Regions from separate parts of the Homo sapiens genome. Here region 2 is linked to region 1. A link is a loop called in an ENCODE intact Hi-C map of the cell type or tissue named here. Cell type or tissue: natural killer cell. All regions are shown on one strand. Each heading gives the region's core, and the rest is flanking DNA. Links, peaks and the distances in the headings are about the cores only. Region 1 overlaps EDNRA (endothelin receptor type A). Region 2 has its middle 24 kb from the start of ARHGAP10.

The links. Hi-C counts contacts between places; a loop is a spot of excess contacts. Peaks named below come from ENCODE experiments on the same cell type or tissue, not always from the same donor. Only the 100,000 strongest peaks of a DNase experiment are listed, where the experiment ranks them.
Region 2: a loop joins it to region 1, with 19 times the contacts of the local background. A loop is called at or near these places in 6 of 110 quality-filtered maps.

The regions. Positions count from the first base shown.
Region 1 is chr4:147,517,304-147,520,224 of GRCh38, reverse strand. It overlaps EDNRA (endothelin receptor type A), which reads right to left. Exons shown (of 8, transcript NM_001957.4): 3 at 247-374. Among named protein-coding and RNA genes, the nearest start is that of EDNRA, 38 kb to the right of the region's middle. In natural killer cell, for the core only: a CTCF peak has its summit at 1,221 (motif pointing left); a DNase peak (open chromatin) is centred at 1,184.
Region 2 is chr4:147,706,692-147,709,612 of GRCh38, reverse strand. No RefSeq gene overlaps it. Among named protein-coding and RNA genes, the nearest start is that of ARHGAP10, 24 kb to the left of the region's middle. In natural killer cell, for the core only: CTCF peaks have their summits at 1,019 and 1,219; a DNase peak (open chromatin) is centred at 1,262.

The DNA of each region.
Region 1 (2,921 bases), core at 173-2,672:
AAAAGGGCGTCAAATGGGTATTCTTGATAAAATGCTCTAGGTACATAATTGTCTGAGCCAAAGATGGCTAATAATCAGCAAATGTGGAAGGCAATTCTAAACAGCAAAGGCAAGATGGTTAATGCTTTAATTCACTTGAAGCTAATCAACAGCTGTCCTGGGCACGAATTCTCTTGACTTTTCTTCTTTTTGAGAAAAATGCTTTTCTAAGCCCAGCCAAAGAGCAAAGGGAAAGAACCACATTACCTGTCAACACTAAGAGCGCAGAGGTTGAGGACGGTGATCCCCACCGAGGACTTCTGCAAAAAGGGGAACAGCTTGCAAAGAAATACGCCAAAGTCATTGTGATCAAAAGGCCAGCGCCCAGCCAGCAGCTGAAAGAAGGAGACACAGTGGTAAGAAATGGTAGAGCTGGCACGGAGCATGTGGGCACTTACAGTTTTAGTTATGCGTCCCAACTTCTAAATTTTATTCACAGTGCTTTTCAGTTAGCACTGTAGCAAAAGAGTATTAGAATTGTTATTTTTTTCTTTCGTATTTTAAAGCCTCAGCAATTTTTAGTCTGGAAAGATATACAGATATAATTTATTATTATTAATATGTAGTAACATGAATATATTGTGATATATATTTAATACATAAAAATCAATATAGTGTATTAATATAATACATATATATTAAATATATTATAGTTATATAATACAATTTAATAACAGAAGAGATGTGCCTTTGATCTCACATCAACTAGTCACGCTGCCTACTTTTCAAACAGTAGTAAAAGTTTGGGATTTTGGGAGACAGCTCAACTGAGAAGCCGACAGTGGTTTTTTATCTGTGCTTACTAAACCATGAGTAAAGCAAATAATTTCAACTACTGGAATTGGCAGATTATATTGTCTCTGAAATTAAGAATGAAAGGTTAGGGAGAATACTGGAAAAAAACAAAGTGGTGTAGAAGCTACTAATTTTGGCAGCTAGCTAACACCTAAAGCCACTTTGAACTTACATTTTCCTCTGTGCTTAAGGGGCTGACTCTGCTTCAGTAGATGTGATGTAAGTGGCTTTTCTCTATTTAGGCTCAAACTTCCCCTTACTATACAGAAAAATGTGGTTACCTTGATCTGTTGGTATCACATGCAGAAAAATCTGTTCTTCCATGTTGACAATTTCCAACCTTGTTTGCAAGGCAAGAGTGGACACCCTCTAGTGGCTGTGCTGGGTAGCAGACACATAACAATAGCTACCAGTACTCTGTATTTGTCTAATTAGGTATTATACTAGGAGCATGGGCTTAAATAATAGCTCAGCTACCTAAAAGGGGGAAGGAAGTTCCTGCTGAACATATGATGCCTTTTCAAGTGTGAAAATGGTATTGATTTCCTTTCTAATTTTTTGCTTAGTGACTCAATTTAAACTTAACTCACTAGGAAACAGTATCCTACTAACTTGACAAACTCCTTTTTCTTTTTTTTTTGAAAAGTTCTTTTTGCCATAGTAACTCTAAGCTAAGCTTTGAATTTCTTTTCTACTATTTCCAAAAGATGATGTGAGGTTTAATTCCATGGTCAGTGTGATCCATAACACGAGTCCTTTGAAAGAGTTTGGGAAACCAGTACCCCGTAGATAAAGAATGAGAACTTGGTTACACAGGGCAGTCTCTCACTCTGTGATTTTTGGCTAAGACCCTATAAAACTTCATTATAGAGGTTTTCTCTCTTTAGTTTTCGTGATTACTTCCTTTCTTCTAAATAGTTTTTGAAAATAACCTTTTTCTTTAATCCAATAGTGCCTCTGGTTTCTTCTTCATCTCACTATAAACAGTCTCGATTGGTGTCTTCTCAAAATTTCCTCATAAACTTTTGTCCAAGGACAACCACAAAACTCTTTGCACAAACACTGCCTTCATTTCTTATGGTTTTCATGAAGCTGACAAATAATTATGCCATTGCTGACTGCTGGTTATTAATGCTTGGTGCAAGTAAAGACATAAAACACTATTTCTGAGATGAATCACCCTATAAAAACAAGAAAACCTGAAAACTACTTTTTATAGAATAAGAATTTAGAATTCTGGCTCAGAATTATAATTCTTCAAAGACCACAGATATATGTAATTAAAACAGTGTAGGCACGGTTATGGGATATACTCTGGAACAGTTGAATTGTTTGTTTGTTCATTCCCGGAGATTAAGAGGACCCTGATAATCCACATGAATGGATTTCCCAATTCACACATCTAACAATGAAAGAAAAGAAAAAGATGTTCTTGCTTAATAAGGGAGACTCTGAAATCCTGTGAAGGTCTCAGTGGCAAGTGCTAAGAAAATGATCCAGAAAAACCACAAATGAACATGGATTCTCTCAGATTCTTCCAATCTCAATTACATTTTTTCCTTTTACATGCTTCCTTAAACTTTTAACTAGGATTAGGTTAGGGTTAGGCATAAAGAAGGACAGAGAGGAAAGACATCATGGAATCAGTGGGAAGCAAAAAAGATCATGGAATTGTCTTTCTTTGAGACAAATAGGTGTGGTGTTGGTGGTGGTGTTCTTTTTCCTTTTCCTAGGAGTGAGCATTGATTCTTCTTGGGAATTATAGATAAAGGGGAAGGAAAGAAATCATTGGAGAAAATTATTAGGTGTAATCACTGTGTAGACTTCCCTAACTTGTATGTCCTTCATTCTGAAAGGATGTATGGGTAGTAAGTGTCCAATGCTGCTAGGAGGAAATTAGGTCCCTGCCTGTAGGCAACGTCCCCCTCTTTTCCTTTTCCTCTCTGGTTCCATGTGGCTTCCTCAAAGAGGCCCTCATTAACTATCTAACCTCAAGTAGAACCCGCTTGTTAATCTCTTCCATGGAACCAGTGTTGGAGCAGTCCTACATTCAAAGTGTCCTTTCAGCTTGCTCTGCTGGAGCAAGA
Region 2 (2,921 bases), core at 185-2,684, 190 kb before region 1:
TCTCCCTCTTTCTTTCTCTCTCTCTCTTTCTCTCTTTCGAGTCTCACTCTGTTGCCCAAGCTGGAATGCAGTGGTGCAATGCAGTGAGCTCACCACAGCCTCTGCCTCCAGGGTTCAAATGCTTCTCGAGCCTCAACCTCCCAAATAGCTGGAATTACAGGCACGCGCCACCAGGCCCCATTAATTTTTGCATTTTTAGCAGAGACGGAGGTTTCGCCATATTGGACAGGCAAATCTCAAACTCCTGACCTCAAGTGATCCGCCTGCCTCGGCCTCCCAAAGTGCTGGGATTACAGGCGTGAGCCACTGTTCCCAGCCTTATTTCTTGGTCACATGCTAAACAAGGGGTGGATTATTTATAAATTTTCCGGGAAAGGGGTGGGCAATTCCCAGAATTGAGGGTTCCTCCCCTTTTTAAATCATATAGGGTAACTTCCTGACATTGCCATGGCATTTGTAAACTGTCATGGCACTGGTGGGAGTGTCTTTTAGCATGCTAATGCATTATAATTAGCATATAATGAACAGCGAGGATGACCAGAAGTCATTCTCGTCACTGTCTCGGTTTTGGTGGGTTTTGGTGGGTTTTCACCAGCTTCCTTACCACAACCTGTTTTATCAGCAAGGTCTTTGTGACCTGTACCTTGTGCTGACCTCCTTTCTCATCCTGTAACTTAGAATGCCTAACCTGTTGGGAATGCAGCCCAGTAGCTCTCAGCCTCATTTTACCCAGCCCCTATTCAAGATGGAGGCACTCTGGTTCAAATGCCTCTGACAACATGCCCTCAGATTCTCTTTCAGCAAGTTGAACTTTTATTTTCTTTTGGTAAACAACTTCATACCTCCTGATGATTTGGTTTATGGTATAATCACTCCGCCCTGAGTCCTCCCAGCTCTAACTTATTTAGAACTTTGAAAACTTGTTTCCTCTCTTAAAACAAAACAAAACAAAACAAAACAAAACAAAAACCTGGCTCTTATAATAAAAAGCCTACTGTTTCACCTTTGATTTTAAAATTCCATTCAGAAACGCAGTTGTCATCTTCGTTCTTGGCTATGTCACCCTTATCCTGAAGCAACCAATTGCTTTGATTTAGTGGGTGAAGAGGGATGCCTGGTGGTTGGGAGAGAAACTGTAAAACCTGTGAAGAAGAGAAATAGTAATTATGATATCCGATTGTATCCCACTACATTAATCAGGAAGTGTGTTTATTAGCAAATATGTGATAAATGGCAATCAAGGGTGATACAGGCCCCCTAGTGGGCATTTGGAACTGTGCATGACATTTCTAGTCACAGTGACTTCGGGATTTAGTGGCATTTAGTAGGCATAGGGCAGGGATAGTAAATATACTGAAATGTGCAGAACAAGTCCATATACAATGTCAATAGCTCCCTGATAAAAATACGAAAAACATTCTTCTCTGCTGGGGCTTTTCCAGTCTCTGGCCCCATCCATGTTACTATAGGACACAGCCCCAGGGCCCTCTGCTTAGGCATCAGGTCCTACTTGCTTACTTCTGAGACCTGACTCTTCCTCTCCACAATTCCCTGGGACTAGCCTGACTCCCCCACACCGCCCCGCCCCATAACATCTTTGTGTCTGTCCAGCCTGAGTTGTTTGGGAGAAAAGCAAGGTGTCTCACCAGGAGGTATGTTTAGGTGTTCTGTCCTTTAACTTCAGGTTCCTCTTGTATCCTAAATCCATGAAGTGGCTTAAGGATTTTGACTCTGAACTTGCTTAGCCAGTTTCCTATAGAAATGCACAGAAATGGCCGGGTGCGGTGGCTCAACCCTCTAATCCCGGCACTTTGGGAGGCCGAGGCGGGCGGATCACAAGGTCAGGAGATCGAGACCATCCTGGCTAACACGGTGAAACCCCGTCTGTACTAAAAATACAAAAAATTAGCCGGGCGTGGTGGCAGGTGCCTGTAGTCCCAGCTGCCTGGGAGGCTGAGGCAGGAGAATGACGTGAACCCGGGAGGCGGAGCTTGCAGTGAGCTGAGATCACGCCGCTGCAGTCCGGCCTGGGCGAAAGAGCGAGACTCTGTCTCAAAAAAAAAAAAAAAAAAGAAATGCACAGAAATTATTCTCCTGGTTCCCACTGTCATTCCGATCATTGCTATGTGCAAGAGAAAAATGTGAAAGATCTTAAATTTCAGGCTGGGCGCAGTGTCTCATACTTATAATCCTGGCACTTTGGGAGGCCAAGGTGGGCAGATCACCTGAGGTTGGGAGTTTGAGACCAGCATGGCCAACATAGTGAAACCCCATCTCTACTAAAAATACAAAAATTAGCCAGGCGTGGTGGCACGTGCCTGTAGTCCCAGCTACTCGGGAGGCTGTGGCAAGGGAATCACTTGAACCTGGGAGGCGGAGGTTGCAGTGGGCTGAGATCATGCTATTGCCTGGACATTCATGAAAAGAGATCAAAATATGAACACTAACAGGAGTTTGAAAGAAGTTCATTTCAGTCCTCATAGATGACTTTGGGGGGATGGGTTCAAGACTTCATTAAAGGAAGTCACTGTAGATGTGGTGGAAATGGCAAAATTGGAAGTGGAGCCTGAAGACGTGACTGAATTGCTGCAATCTCATGACAGAACGTGAACAGATGCTTCTTATAGATGAGCAAAGAAAGTGGTTTCTTGAGATGGAATCTACTCCTGGTGAAGATATTGTGAACATTGTCAAAATGACAACAAACCATTTAGAATATTTATGAAATATTATCTAAATATTCTAACTTGGTTACTAAAGGAGCAGCAGAGTTTGAGAGGATTGACTCCAAGTTTTAAAGTTCTACTGTGAGTAAAATGCTATGAAACAGCATCATGTGCTACAGAGAAATCTTTCTCGAAAGGAAGAGTCAATTAATATAGCAAATTTTATTGTTGTCTTATTTAGAAATTGCCACAGCC